Regions from separate parts of the Homo sapiens genome. Here region 2 is linked to region 1. Evidence: chromatin loops called from intact Hi-C (ENCODE). Cell type or tissue: PC-9. All regions are shown on one strand. Links, peaks and the distances in the headings refer to the core of each region. The heading gives the core; the rest is flanking DNA.

Region 1 (7,974 bases), core at 3,060-5,559:
GTGTAATTATGTTGCCAGTTTAAGATCTACCTTGGAAAAATACAAACTACACCATCAAGAACTCTGTATCCTGCCTGTAATCCTAGCACTTTGGGAGGTTGAGGAGGGTGGATCACTTGAGCTCAAGTGTTCGAGACCAGCCTATCCAATATGGTGAAACCCTATCCCCACTAAAAATACAAAAATTAGCCAGGCATGGTAGTGGGCATCTATAATCCCAGCTACTCAGGGAGGCTGAGGCAGAAGAATTGCTTTAACCCAGGAAGCAGAGGTTACAGTGAACTGAGATCGTACTAGGCAACAGAGTGAGACTCCATCTCAAAAAAAAACGAAAAACAAAAAACAAAATTAAAAAAAATTATCAAAAATCAATGAGAAAACTTGATTAGTAATTAACTCTTTCTGCCACCAAAATGTCAGGGGTATAGTCTATGTCCCATTGCTCGCTACACAGAAAGCCAATCACTGATACAATGAGTATTGCCAGGGAAGAAAGGTTTTATTTAGGTGACGTGAGCCAGGGAGATGGGAAATAAGTCTCAAATCCGTCTCTCCAACTGACTAAAGTTGGGGATTTATATATCAGGGAAGGAATGTAACTATGAGCAGGAAAACAGAAATCAGGGAGGAGTAAGGAAGAGGTGATGGTCAATAGGAAGCACGCAGTCAGTTTGGGAATCATGATGGGTGAGGGATCTGGCATCTCATTGTCTGGATGCAGTGATCTGGTGAGTTTCAGTTCCTTGATACTATCTGAGAAGGCCTGATGATGATTTCCTGAGAAAGGAACTCAGATTGTAAGTTTCAAGCTTTAAGACCAGGAGGGTCAATTTCTATGTTTATTTTAAAAGACTGAAAACATCAGTTCTATGGGAAAATTAGACTGGTTTCATTTCTACTGCACACAAATGTTTCTCCCAGATACATATGTTAGGAAAGTCAGTATAAATCCCAACTTGTGTATGAAGTAATATACCTTCTGCAAGAAAGTCTCTCCTTTAAGTAATGGAAACTTAGACAATGTAGAAACCTAAGCCTAAAATAGCATTTATATTCTTTGGAAGCACTTGTCATCTGTGATGTGATATACAATATATTTCCGTACCTTTGCCTAGAAAGTTGGCCAGAACCCATTTAAATGTTGTTGGTTTAAAAAACGAAATGACAGGCTGGGTGTGGTGGCTCACGCCTATAATCCCGGAACTTTGGGAGGCCGAGGCAGGCAGTTCACCTGAGATTGGGACTTCGAGACCAGCCTGACCAACATGGAGAAACTCCATCTCTACTAAAAATACAAAATTAGCTGGGCGTGGTGATGCATGCCTATAATCCCAGCTACTAGGGAGGCTGAGGCAGGAGAATTGCTTGAACCCAGGAGGCAGAGGTTGCGGTGAGCCGAGATCACACCATTGCACTCCAGCCTGGACAGCAAGAGCGAAACTGCGTCTCAAAAAAAAAAAAAAAAAAAAAAAAAAAAAGATAGACTTATTTTTCACATTGAAACCCTTCAAGTTCTGCAGCAAGGAGAAATCCAAAATAGCTTGCCTAGGGGGCATCGAAATGCCAATACCCAATGGAAGAAAATATCTCATCAAGAAAAAGGTCAAGTTAAACCAGGAAAATGGGAGATGGAATCTAATTACCGTCTCCTAACTCAACATTTAATCATTAGGTAAGTACCATAAGAGAAGATAATGGATGAAAAGGAACATCATAAAGAGAAAGAATCAAAATTACCAAAAATTGTTTAAGAAAGAGAATGACTAGAATCATCCTTTAGGATCCACACCACGAATCAGGTGGCATCATAGTGCACATTATAATGAAATGCAGTTACTTCTCATGATTAAAGGACTTGGAGTGGGGACCCAGACATACTACTTTCTCCAACTTCATTTCATTTTAAGACACAATTTTCTTCCATCATCATTAAACATTTAAGAAATTATTGTGTGTTTTATAATAAGAGAGGTCAGAATGTCTACCTGCTGGCACACTGAGGCTTTTCCTTCTACTTCGGCTGCTATTGTTCTTTTCTTTTCTTTGAAAAAAGACCTGTTCTGTTTCCTTTGGCAATCATTCCTGTACTGTCCTAGGTTTGGCATGCTTCCTGTGACTCCGGCCTGTCTAAAGCGATTCCAGAGGGCAGATCAGTCTTACACTCTCTTCCCCACTTTTCTCAGCTCCTCGAGGACAGCCTGAGTATGTTATGGCTTTCGACAGACAGAGATGTCAATCAAACAGCTCAGCCACCTAGGCTCTCCTCTCATTATTAGGGATGTTTTCCCTCCAGAATCCTCACTCTTATCTTGCTGTGTCTCAGGCAACAGTGATGCCATCTTTTCCACCAAGAAGTCATACACTGAACCTTGAGTTTTTCCCTGAAGTCTCTTTTTTTCTCAGAATTGTTTTATGTTCTTTTGAGTAGCCTTGAATAACAGCAGCATGTGTACCTGTTGATTGTGCTGTCTTTATGGGGCTTCTCCTTGGAGCTCCTTTTGAGCTTAACAGAGAGTCTCTATATAGAAAGAATCACTGTGCACAGAAAGATACACTGGCTGGCACCATGAAGAGCTCTGTGAAAAAGCAGCCTTTATTTTTGTTCAGTGAGATTAATCTGATTAATTCTAACGCTATTATGTTTAAAAACAGCTCATCAAGAAGACAAGCAGAATGATGTACGTTTGATGGCATTTTGGAGTTGCAAAACATATTCACAACACTCCCAGGAAACTGAAGCTCAGAAAGCAGTCCTATCTCCAAATTGCTAGATTTTTCACTACATTGGACCATATAGAGGTCCTTTCCTCCTCAGAGAGTTCTCAGTGAGCACTCTTGTTTATTTCTCTCTGCCTAGGTGTGGTTATTAATTAATTAATTAGTTCAATGATTTGCTAATTTATTCATTCAATACCAGCTCCCAAAGCCCCCTGTTCATTCCCAAAAGGATTTAGGGTGGACGGTTATTATTCATGAAGAAAAACAAAAGGACAATCTTGTTACTCAGCATTTTCTTCACAGAATCCTCTGTCTCAGTGCTGGGTATCTGCTCCTTATCTCTGCCAGCCAAAGAGCAGAGCCTGTTCTTTGGCAATTGCCTTTGCCTTTCTCTTCTGGGCAGCTTTGAAGTATCTGGTTAGAACAGTGCCTGGATGCCTCTCCCACTTCTACTGCTTCACTCTGAAGATAAATGGTTTGTAAGTATCTCCTTTGAGCTGAAAGCCCCCATGTGCAAAACATCTTATAAAGAAAAAGAAATTTCAAGCAGCTTCCCACTGGCTTTCCCTAGAAACGATTAAGTGTCCGTGCATTTAAAATGAATCTACATGATGGCAGGATGTGACACTGGCTGGGTCCATCAGAGCTTGTTCACAGAAACGACTGATACGTAGAAATTTCTCCATACATTCCCCACGAAGCACGCACTTGTTTTTCATGTATACTAACCCTGGAATGACTGCTTTTACAGAAATATATGGCCTTCTTTACCCAGCCTCTTTCAATTGCCATTGTGAGTTCTAAATTCCTCCTGCCTGAGATCTAACTGTGCCATACAGCTTTTTTTCATTTCCCTCATCTGCTCAGGAAAATGCTCCTAGTGTTTCTAGGGAACTTTTCTGATTAGAAGGATTCAAACAAAGAAAATGGCTCAGTTGATAAACATGACCATCTTCCACTTCAAAATGGACATACTCTTTGCCATATGTCGGGAATTATGGAGAGATTCTTTATCATCCCATTATACTCAGCTGTTGTTTACTTTTTGTGAATCGAATGTTGACAATTATAGTCTGAGGTTTTTTTTAACAGCATATGCTGAACATGATAAAATATTTAGAACAACTTACTTTGGACTTATAATTATGCTACATCTTTCAGCCCTTTTATGACTAAATTAGAACATTTAGTAATGTTTGGTGACAACTCCCACACTTTGTAAGCACCACAGAAAAAATATAATTTATTTAATTGGTTTTCATTTGGAAGGGAAATAACCCCATTTCAAGCATCTCAGTGTTAGAAAAGACACTGTATATTCCCCACAAAAATACACAGATGCTCATACATTTGGGGAATTAACATATATCTTCCACAAGGAAACTTAGGAAGGTTATTTCATCATTAATTTACAGCCATTCCTTTTACCTACATATTTTTGCAGAATCACTATTAGTCACCTCCTCTTTCCATCACGTATTCTTTACAGAAGCCCTGAACTTCAGACAGAGACGAGGCTGTTAAATTCTTGTGGGTTTCCAGTGCCACCACAGACAGACTAAATGGCATAATTCATTCAGTAAGTATTTAAGGAGTGCCTACCCTATGCCAGGTCTGTGCTGGGCACTGGGATTCTGAGATGAACTAAATATGGTCCTTTCTTCAAAGTGTTCATAACTTAAAGGCAGAGACAAAGAAGAAAATGCACAATTAAAATTCTGTAGAGAAGAGGGGACTCAGAAGGGCATCTAACTTGGCCAGGATGAGAGAATAGGGGTGAAGCAGGGCAACTGAGAAATATTACCAAGAGTAAGTGACTCTTGAGTGGGTAAAGGGGAGAGAGGAGCTTCATGCAGCGATACCCCCCATTCAAAGGCATGAAGGCAGGAGAAGGCTCCCCTGAGTCAGTGGTAGCCATTAGTTCGGGGTTGGGGAAAAGAGGTGAAGAGATTCAGACTAAGAAGTTAGGTACAGAATAGATGGTGCTGGGCTTTGCACTTGAGCTTCACACTGAAGGCAGTAGGGAGCCCATGAAAGATTCTGCATTTTCTCTGGTTTGTGATCCAGGAGGGGTAGACAGGAGCTGGACAGAGGGCAGTCTATGCCAGATAAACCTGGACCAGGATCAAGGCAGAGCATTGCAGAGGAAAGGACAGATATGAGTAGCCATTTAAGGTGAATCAAATATGTTTTGTTTTGTTTGTTTGTTTGTTTGAGACGGAGTCTCGCTCTGTCGCCCAGGCTGGAGTGCAGTGCGTGATCTTGGCTCATTGCAAGCTCTGCCTCCCGGGTTCACGCCATTCTCCCTCCTCAGCCTCCCGAGTAGCTGGGATTACAGGCACCCGCCACCACGCTTGGCTAATTTTGTTTTTGTATTTTTAGTAGAAATGGGGTTTCACTGTGTTAGCCAGGATGTTCTCGATCTCCTGACCTCGTGATCTGCCCGCCTGGGCCTCCCAAAGTGCTGGGATTACAGGCGTGAGCCACCGCGCCTGGCCGATCAAATATGTTTTAAATGTAGATAATCTTACTTGCAGGGAAGCCCAGGCAGAAAAACTGGAGAAAAGAAAAACATGCCTCATTCCCTTCCTATGACATCCTGTTGTGTCTGAGCTTTATTACTACAAGGTGGGGACACAGACTTTTCTAATGATAGTGGGCTATTTAGCACTTAACTTTAATCAGACCTGGTGCTGAGGCACTTTACATGGAAGGGGATCAGAATATGCCACCCCAAAATATGCCACTTTAGTGTAAGGATTATTTTCAGCTGGAAGCAATTGAGAATCAACAGATGCAGAAAGAGTTCTTTCCTCTCCCCTTATCTGACTAAAAGCAGGGCACAAATTTGCCTTTGTGAAGGTGTTTCCTCTGTGCCAGTAAGGGAAGAACAACCCATCACCAGAGTCTAACCACTTCTTTGAGTTTCACTCCTTTTTTGTGAACTCCTGTGCATGTAAATATTAATAAAAATTTTGTGTCTGCTCTTTTGTTAGTCTGTCTTTTGTTAGGTTAATTTGCACGCCCCCAGCAAAAGAAGAGAGTAGAGGAAAAATTTTTCCTCCCCAACAACATACATCATCTCACTGAACCCTTATCCCTCTTAGTGCGGAAGGTACATACCCCATTTTTTAGATCCAAAAACAAAACTAAGGGATGTTAAGGGGCTGGTCCAAGGTCACGTAGCTAACAGGTGGCAGAGCTGGGATTTGTACCCATGCCTACACGACCACACAGCCTGAACATCCAGCAACTATCCTGCAATTCCAGTGTGTAGGAAACACAGTCTAACAGAGTTAGCAGACAGGGATTGGAGCAGCGTAAAATCCATATTCTAATTCTAGCCCCATTACTATCAACAAAATATTAATCATGTAAATATTTGTGTTGTTCTTTATAGTTCTGATAATAAAGTCATTGCTTCAGTGGTATGACCTTGAGTAAATCGTGTAACCCATCTGTGTCTTAATGTTTTCCCATGAATCAGCACATGGCTTTTAAATTCTTACTATGTTTTAAGTCCTATTCTAATTGGAAGACTGTAATCTTTTATTTTGTTTGAAATAAAATAGCAATGATTTTCACCCTCTTTGTGAGCCCACAAACAAAACAGTAGATATTTAAATTCTGTGGTTACAAGAAAATAAAACAGAAAGAAGTCCTTTCAGTTCTGCTAAATGCAAAATGAACATATATGCAGGCCAGGTGGGGAAGAGATGGGCTGCATTTTTGTCTTGGGCATTAACCAATGTAACTAAGTGGTCAATTGCTATAATTTGAAACAGGAAGGGAAGCAGAAGAACTCCTGTTGATGCTGTTATTTTAAGTAGGTGCATGGTCTATCCTTATCTGGGTAACTTGACTGTCTCAGGCTTGACTAAGCTGCAAGTTCCAAGTTGGTCATATTAACACTGTTTACCTAATCTCAAAGCTCTGAGTGGTCACCGAGGGAGTCCCTAGGAGAGTCATTGTTGATAGAGAGGGTGAGGAGGGAGTAAACTGTAGTTCCCCAGGCTTTTGGACAAGGCTTTTGTTGAGGGGATTCAGAGAATGGTGGGAGCAGAAGAGAGCCAGTGGAATGGAGACAGAGCTGAGGTGGGGAAGAAAGATGGAGCAAGACATAGCAGCTGCTGGCCAGGCACGGTAGCTCATGACTGTAATCCCAGCACTTTGCGAGGCCAAGGCAGGTGGATCACCTGAGATCAGCAGTCCGAGACCAGCCTGGCCAACATGGTGAAACCCCGTATCTACTAAAAATACAAAAAAACTAGCTGGGCGTGGCGGCGGGCGCCTGTAAACCCAGCTACTTGGGAGGCTGAGACAGGAAGAGGTTGCAGTGAGCCAAGATTGCGCCATTGCACTCCAGCTTGGGCGACAAGAGTGAAACTCCATCGCAAAAAAATAAAACAAACAAACAAAACGACATAGCAGCTGCTGCAGGAGAGAAATTTCAAAAAGTGGTGATGAGACATTTAGAAAGGTTTGGGTGTATGATATGTAAATTTCTCTTTCGTCTACAAACAAAATTGCAACAAAACTCTGCCTGGTTAAATGTTGTGCTGGTTATTTGACTGTTTGCCTCCAGATCCATCCTTTGTGTCTGCTCTGTATGTCTGACTGTTGCAAGCTATGATACCCAGGCTCTCTTGACCACCTGTTTTAGCCTCACTTAACCAGCGAGAGGTACTGTTGGAGATTGGAGGTTGGGAGGAAAGGGGAAGCCAAAGTATTTCTTGTCCTCTTTTTCTGCCATGGGAGGCATATCTGGCAGTAGCTGCCCTCCTCTGTGGCTCCAGCTCTTGCCTGAATATTTCTGTTATAATGCTAGTGTCTATCAAGGGACCCCCAGATCCTTCCTTTGTCTCTCCAGTCTTAAGGGTGGGTGGTGGCTTCCCACTTGCTAATCTTTGGGATGCCTCATCTACCCTAGTGACTATTTTAGCTCCTCTAACACCTTTATAATTAATTCTTCGTATTTAATATCTTCTATTTAATAACCTGATGGGACCCTGATCAATACAGAGGAGACGTACCTTTTTTCCTCTCCTGGTTTCTATAACGAGGGAGTTCTCCAAGCACATGTTTTGTTTCCCTTAGCCCTTTTATTCATCCCACCCCTAGGGCTCTGGAGTGAGTAATTGGATGGTAATTTTGGAAGAATCGCTGAGCATGTTGGGTCAGCTTTGCTGCTTCCTATTAGGAGTGGGCATTCCAAGAATGCACAGTATCTCTCTGTATTGCAAGTCTTGCCTGGGC
Region 2 (7,974 bases), core at 3,581-6,080, 310 kb after region 1:
AACTTCGCGATAGATGAATAGCAGCCACCGTGGATTCAAGTGGGGAAGTGGTGGCACGGGGCTGGATATCACCATCCTTGACTCCATTGCTTCACATTGTGGAAAAACTTTGTTACATATGGATCTTAATCATCTCAGCCTTGAGGAGTGCAGAGATGAGAGTTCCCACAGAATACCCTACATTCACACTCCCTTGTCAAAAATAATCAACGTAATTTTCATAAAGAAATGACTGGGAGCTGAGAACAATAATATGTTCTAGTACAAATCCTTCTCAATGTGCCCTTGGGAGGTTTGGCTGAATGCAATCCCCACAGAAGCCTTCAGTATGGAGCCAGTTCTTAAAACCAGTTGTTGCCTATTTGATTGATTCATTGATTGCACCAGTCACTGACCTGTGCATGGCAGTGGGGGAGTTGCTCTTTGGCAGTCAAGGGAAATAATAATAGGAAAGCTGCCAAGATAAGGCATCTGGCAGAACTTGTTGAAACTCTATTTCTAGAACTTGGAATGCACGCTGACCTCAAAGGCACCAATTCCTCTTCGTGCCCTTAAGTGGAATTGTTTGTAATCTTTGACCCAGTATGACCTATGCAGGTACTACACTCCGGCATATTCCAGATATTTGCTTTCCACATGTGGAGACTTCATTTCCACCTCCACCTCCCTCCCCTCCCCATGGTGATGGATCATTTATATAGACATATGGGAGAGGAAAAAGTTGAAATTCTCAAAATAAAAGCAGAATAGGCTAGGCATAGTGGCTCATGTCTGCAATCTCAGCACTGTGGGAGGCTGAGGTGGGAGGATCGCTTGAAGCAAGGAGTTTGAGACCAGCCTGGGCAACAAAGTGAGATCCCTCTACAAAAAAACAAAACAAAACAAAAACATTAGCCAGGCACAGTGGTGTGCACCTCTAATCCTAGCTACTCAGGAGGTTGAGGTAGGAGGATTGCTTGAGCCCAGGAGTTCAAGGCCACAGTGAGCTATGATCATGCCACTGCACTTCAGCATGGGTGACAGGGTGAGACCCTTCCTAAAAAAAAAAAAAGCAGAGTATTGACAATGTCATTTTTGACTTTGAAGTGAGCCATATAAGTGTCACATCACATGAGTGCAAGGAACACTGACATACTTCTTCAGCTGCTGCACATGAGCCTTACTTTAAAAATATCCATATGTAGCCTTGACTGTCTTTCGCTTTCTTCACACTTCAATCCTTTACTCCAAACATGTGATTAGTTCTGCAGCAGATACTTCTGCTTGATTCCAAATTATATCTCTAGAATGGCATTTTTTCTTAGCAGCTCCCACCAGCTGCTAGTAAGCATGCATAAGAGATAACAGGGAACAAGGATGAGAGTTCTTTGTGCTAACTCTTATGAGAATGGAAGAAAGCCACCTTACAACTTAGGACTGCATGAAAAAAGAAATGCTGAATAAAACAAATCAAATGCACACAGCAGAAGTTTCATAAATTTCATGACAATAATTTAATGTAAGAATTATTGTTAAGACTTATTGATAAACATCCAAGCTGAGTTGAATTGAATTGAACTGAATTTGGTTACTGAATTGAGCTAACACTTGTCCTGACATTTCCTGAAGGCTGGCACTTTCTCTGAACTCCTTACAGTCTGCACTAAGATTGCAGGTGATCTCTTATTTTCTTTTATCCTCTACCTCCTCTACCAAAAGTTGTCCATAGTATCAAGAGATGAAGCCCATGCAATATCTGGGGACAGATCCTAGCTGACACTCATGAATTCTGTATATGGGAGGTCTGAATAGGGAATCAAGGTCTCTGTTTCACAATTTTTCCCAAGTTCACAGAGAACTGACACACTGTTTTTAGGAGAACCTCATCTTTTTGAGAGATCAGATTTGTCTCATCTAAGAACAAGTCTCAACAGAAAGGTTCGGACTTCTTGAGAGGTCTTCTAATGTCTCAAAGTAGCAAAATGTAATGGGCAAATTCATGTACCTTCAGAATTCATGTAGGTGATAGTCTGATATTTCTTTTTGTTTCCTGAAGACAAATGTCTTTATAAAATATTAACTCATCTATACAAACCTGACTATGTGAAATGAATGTTTAATCTGTAAAATATATTATGAAGAGTATAGCAGCTGCTTCCAATGTTATCGGAGTATAATTGATTTTAATTATTTAGGTATTTCAGGTTTTACTTCCTGGATGATTAGGAGAGAACTAATGTTTGCATGGAGAATGAGTGTGGGCCAAGAAGTAGATAAAGGAAGTGAATGGAGAGCCTTCAATAGTTCTCTAGATTGTGAGAAGCTGCTGAATATTCAATAACGAGGTCAATTCTACCTGTGCAGTGGTCCTGGTTCTGCCCTCTTCTTTCCACTGCCCCCACATAAGTCATCATTACCTCTTGCTGGACTGTTGTGATAGTCATCCACCTGGCCTTCCAGGATCTTTTATGTCCTGTCTTGAATCAATCCTGTATCAATCATTTATCCAAGAAATATGTAACAAACATCTACTTTGTAGGTAGCAGGGTTTTTTTAAAATGCTGTCACAGGGCTCTTTAGAGGGATTTCAAACACTATCACAGGGATCTTTAGAGGGAAAAGGCTTTAAGATACACCCACCCATTCAATTGGCTTTTTTTTTTTTTTTTTTTTTTTTTCTGAGACGGAGTCTTGCTCTGTCACCCAGGCTGGAGGGCAGTGGTGCAATCTCGGCTCACTGCAAGCTCCGCCTCCCGGGTTCACGTCATTCTCCTGCCTCAGCCTCCCAAGTAGCTGGGACTACAGGCGCCTGCCACCACGCCCAGGTAATTTTTTTTTTTTTTTTGTATTTTTTGTAGAGACGGTGTTTCACCATGTTAGCCAGGATGGTCTCGATCTCCTGACCTCATAATCTGCCTGCCTCGGCCTCCCAAAGTGCTTGGATTACAGGCGTGAGCCACTGCGCCCAGCCCTGAATTGACTTTTAAAGAGAATTACCTAATGGGGTGTTCTGTTTCCCAAATTCCCAGTGGGATCTATGAGTAGGAGTGTGTTGTGTGTGTGCGTGTATATGTGTGTGTGTCCCCTCTAGGTAAGGACCTGATACTACTTTGCTTTCTTCTCTGAAGAAGACAAAAATATTTTCAATTATTTATAACACTACACTAGTAAAAGCCTGTGATCCATAAAGAGAAATTCGATATCATTTTGTCCTTCCGATTCCCCATATAACTGCCATCATTTTTCCAGTTAATTCCAAAGGATCTAACGACCTTTTTCCTCACAGAATCTCTTGTCTTTTCAAATTTTATTTTATTTGACATATATTTATGTCCTTTTTCAAAAAACAGCCTTGAGGATGTTTTCAAATATAGATGTATATACATTATTTTGAACAATTTTAAAGTTATTCTGGGATGACTTTTATTTCTCCATGTAAATTTATAAATCTGGAAGGCTTTGTTGTGTGTTTGTGAATAACGACTAGCAGTTTTAAGAATCTTTTTTTGATCTTAAGAGGTTTATTCAATAAGTTGCCTATAATAGATGCCTTAGGAGAAATACTTCATTTGTATTCTAAGATTGCACGTTGCCTTATTTACGTTTGTTGAGAAATGAGAGCTATCTGCTTGGGATCAGCCAAGAAGTACGGTGGAGAGGGCTTAGGTTCTGAAGGAGACTTGGACTTCAATGCAGTGTCAGCCTCTGGCTGGCTCCATGATCTCCTGGGAGAGGCACTTCAGATCTGGGTGCTTTCCTTTCCTCCTCTGTGAAACATCACAGATTGCTGCTAAGGTAGGTGAAACTGCTCTGTGAACCTTGAAATATTCTGTGAGACATGCGCTGCTTAGGAGAAGGGGTGCCTTGAGCCAGTGATGTTCTTGCTAAACTAGTCATCTGTTCCTGATAGTAAAGAAATTGAAGCAAGTAAAGAAATTGAGGCAAGTTCTCCCCACTCCTACTTCTTCCTACCCAGATGAAATAAGTCTCCTTGCAGACATACTCTACAGGTATTGACTACAAGTATTTAATGGCTACAAATATTAAGAAGTGCTTTTTAAAAAGCATTAACATCACCCCTCAATCAATAAATTATTGAAGCTAATTGGTAAATCTGAAGAGACTTTGGTATAAATAGGCAAACATATTTTGGCCACGCTTGGTAATGAATACACCACTTATACCCTGGCCACTTTTTCAAGTCTTGCTTTAAGTTTTGTCCTTTTGCCTTCCACACTTTTTGGCACGATGCTAATAAGAGATATCCACAAGGCAGCCACCAGTATGTAGGATTACTTGATTACTTACCCATACTCGAGAAAATGTGCAAAATATGCAAAAAATCTAAATAAACAGTATTCAACAAAATTGACCTCTTTTTATTTCTTGGAGTTACAATATTCTGGCCTTTCAAGAAAATGGTTATTCAACAGATGAAGGATAACGAACCACTATTACACAGGAATTAAAACCTGCTGGCTAGACAGAAACTCAAGAGAAAATAAAATCTTTCTTTCCAGCTTTAGAATTGAATCCATGCATTGATCTAACCACAGACTTTCCCAAAGACCTGTGAAGTTTATTAATGAAAAATCAGATTGTGGGAATAGTAAGAATTTTTTTTAGACAATGTATACTGCTCTATCTCCATGCTACTTCTCATATTTAAAAGTCATTACATTAATTGTTATTTTTATGTTTCAGCATGTGCAGGTCAACATAATCTTTTTAAATATAATGTCAGGTGAAGTTGTTTTCTTTAAAAATTGACTGGCACATGTTTCCACCTACTTGTTTACTTCTGTCTTCTTTCCTCAGTGGGGTGATGTGTTATCTGGGGACATTTTGGTCACCGTCAATTCTTTTTCCTTTTTGTCACTCTAACTGCCTGCTTGAATTTCACAAGCTGCTGACTCAGACCACTATCATCTTCCTTGAAGTCTAGCCTTTGCCAACAAGCCCAGCTTGGCTATTTTTATAAGCCATGTCAACCAGTTGTTTGAATGGATCAGCCCATTCCATCATAGGAATTGACCTGGTTACTCCATAGGCACAAGGAGATGAGAAGGGAGGGGGAATGGGTGAGAAAAGGAACCTAAGCTGAGCAATGCAGAAGCCATTGAATTGTGACTTCCAAGAACTTAAAAATCACTGATTAGTCAGCCACTCGTTGGAGGAAAAAAGTAAGATAAGACTTTAATCCCTGAGGACTTATTTCTAGTATTTGTTCTATAGGAAGAAATAGAAGTGCCATAGTTTTCAGTCTCTCTTTCAGTCATCCCTTTTCTCTCTTATTCCTCTATTTATTCATGCCAATCACGGTGTTGAGAGCTAATGAAGAGTTGAGGTGGGGCAGAGGTGAGGGTGATTCAAACGTAAATGAACATAAGTCCTGCTCTTCAGGACATTCCCCACCTGTAAAGGAATGAAACACACACAAATATAAATTGCCATGATGGGCAGGTTACCACTGTCCTTACTGCCAGCACTGCCCCAGCCCTGGTTGTCCCTCTGTTCCATGAGCCCTTTTTCTGTAAAATGCTTGAAGATCCCATGTCTCCCACAGTTCTGGACACACAGCAAATGAGCAAAAGAGCTGCTTGTGTTTCATTGGTTTAGTAACACTCCATTTCTTTTCTCTGATTATTAAATGAATTTGCATATATTTAGTTGGCCTATGAGATATTAGACCTGGAAATGTTACAAAGTAATTTTACCTGAATTTAGTAGATTTAATATTTTAAAAAATGTCCCCATCTTCCACCCCCAAATTAATCATTTTAGTAGTCAGGGACAACTGTTATATAACACAGTCTTCTTAGCTGCTCAAAGGTCAACAGTTAATGATTGATAGATCAGGAGCATCTCTGAATTTTGAAATCATGGAGTGTGATCCACATGGGTGCTATGATTCAGATGACCTGCACCCCTAGGCCTCTTTATTTTAAAAATATACTTTTACTTCAAATAAACATACTGCTCTTTTAAGTTCTTTGTCTTATTAAGACAATATTAACATAAGTTACCAAGCTGTACGAAGCTTATGTTGACTTCACATTTGAAAATTTGACATTAACTTGAGCATTTAACAATTCAAAACATTTTCTGGTCACATGCAAAAAGTTAAATTGGGGTGACAAATTCTAATGAAATAAAGACAATTCACAAAGGTTCCTGTCACAATTTTTTCTTGAGAGCAAGGGCACTGCATAGTTGAATTTCTTGGCTCTAAAGATGAACACGGTGTGATAGCTATGGAATTGGATAAGCCAAGAAAGCCTAGGGGTTAAATAGAAAATCTTGTGGGTCACGAGTTCTTTGAAATAAACCATTCTATAAAGGAACAAGGGTTTACTTATTATCCATGTGCACAAAGCTGCCAGGAAGAAGTGTTACGGTCATTTATTCCTGTAAATCCCCACAGTGATGGATTTTCCATCAGGTTGACAGATTGCTTTTTTCTCTCTCTCCAACTAAGACACAGGCACATCCTCTTCCACTTGTAGGATGGGGCCATTATCCATCTGTGAAGCTGGGCCTCACAAGGTCTTACTGAAATAGGAATAACTGTCAAATGAAATGTTTGAAGGATTCCTTCAGAAAAAACAAATGGTAGCAGTGTTATCCTCTCCTGAGGCTGGTTGAGAGGCAGTGAAGCAGGTGTGTTTTGAGGGGCACAGATAGGGCGGGGCCTGAAGAGGGCTGGCTGGCCATCCAGAGAGGTCCTCACGAAGAGATGTTTTTCTCAGTGAGCCTGTCCACTGCTTTCCAGGGGGATGACCTTAGACTTGTAAGCTCTTGTCTTAGTTCATTTGGGCTACTATAACAAATTATCATTAACTGAGTAGCTTATAAACAACATTTATTTCTCACAGTTCTGGAGGCTGGAAAGTCTAAGATCAAGGTGCCAGCAGATTCAGTGTCTGGTGAGGGCCCATTTTCTCATTCACAGATGATGATGCCTTCTTGCTGCATCCTCCCATGGTGGAAGGGGCTAGCTAGCTCTCTGGGGCCTCTTTTCTTAAACGCACCATTCACATGCATGAGGGATCTGTCCTCATAATCTAATCACCTCCCCAAAGCCCCATCTCTCAATACTATCCCATTGGAGGTTTGGTTCCAACATATAAATTTTGGGAGACACCAGCATGATGTGGATGATAGCAGCTCTGAAACTCATCGTAACCCAACATTCTTTGGACTTAAAGATGAGACCTTTAGCTAACAAAACTTACCATGAGGTAGAAACACAGAATTCCAGTGTATTAGATTTTAAAGGGAAATGTGACTGTCAAGGAGATCTCACATTTAGGTCAGTCTGATCAGTGCAAAGTACCTGAGACATTTACTTTGGGGAATCAGGAGAGTTGGTTATGTGAAAAGAATGTGCAACAAACATCAACTCTGGCAGTGTGATGTATCCATCACTATAATAAGAATATGCTGGCCAGGGAGCCTGGGTAAATCCACTTCTTGTTGCATGACTTGGACACACACAATTCAAGTTTGCTTGCAATCTTAATGTGACTTTAAATATCTCTCTTTACTCCAAATTATGCTGGACTTACGTCATAGCTTAACTCTCAAAGAGCATTCTCACTTTCCTTATTTCTAGGTTTTAAGGACCATCCCTGTCTCACCTCCATGGACTGTCTACAATATGCATGGTCAAAAAGTAGACCCGTTCTGCAACCGGACAGCAGAGAAATGTGTCTGTGATACCCACACAGTCAAGAGGCACACTTAAAATAGCATCAGACCCTAAAAAAAGATAGGAAATGACCACAGACCAGTGGGCCAGACAGCACATGTATCCTCTGTCCAGGACCCATGGCCACTGTTGGCAGGCCTACCACTGAGGCAAATCCTACTAGGAGGTGGAAGTCATGAAAAGAGTTTTTCCACATTCCTTTCTGTGATCTACAGTAAAAACCTCAGGGAGATATTGAATCATCTGCTGTTTTTTACAACCCCAATTAAACAAAATTTTCTGCA

Evidence for each region. A loop is a pair of places that touch in the nucleus more often than their neighbours do. Peaks named below come from ENCODE experiments on the same cell type or tissue, not always from the same donor. Only the 100,000 strongest peaks of a DNase experiment are listed, where the experiment ranks them.
Region 2: a loop joins it to region 1, with 6 times the contacts of the local background. A loop is called at or near these places in 1 of 110 quality-filtered maps.

What each region holds. Positions count from the first base shown.
Region 1 is chr12:47,267,705-47,275,678 of GRCh38, reverse strand. No RefSeq gene overlaps it. Among named protein-coding and RNA genes, the nearest start is that of PCED1B-AS1, 55 kb to the right of the region's middle. RefSeq lists enhancers at 3,684-4,883, 7,224-7,273. In PC-9, for the core only: no CTCF peak of the experiment used is centred there; a DNase peak (open chromatin) is centred at 4,228; H3K4me3 peaks cover 972 bases; H3K27ac peaks cover 2,500 bases.
Region 2 is chr12:46,956,663-46,964,636 of GRCh38, reverse strand. LOC124902925 (a long non-coding RNA gene) reads left to right here and starts at 2,763. Exons shown (of 2, transcript XR_007063287.1): 1 at 2,763-2,804; 2 at 7,595-7,974. In PC-9, for the core only: no CTCF peak of the experiment used is centred there; a DNase peak (open chromatin) is centred at 4,986; H3K27ac peaks cover 1,773 bases.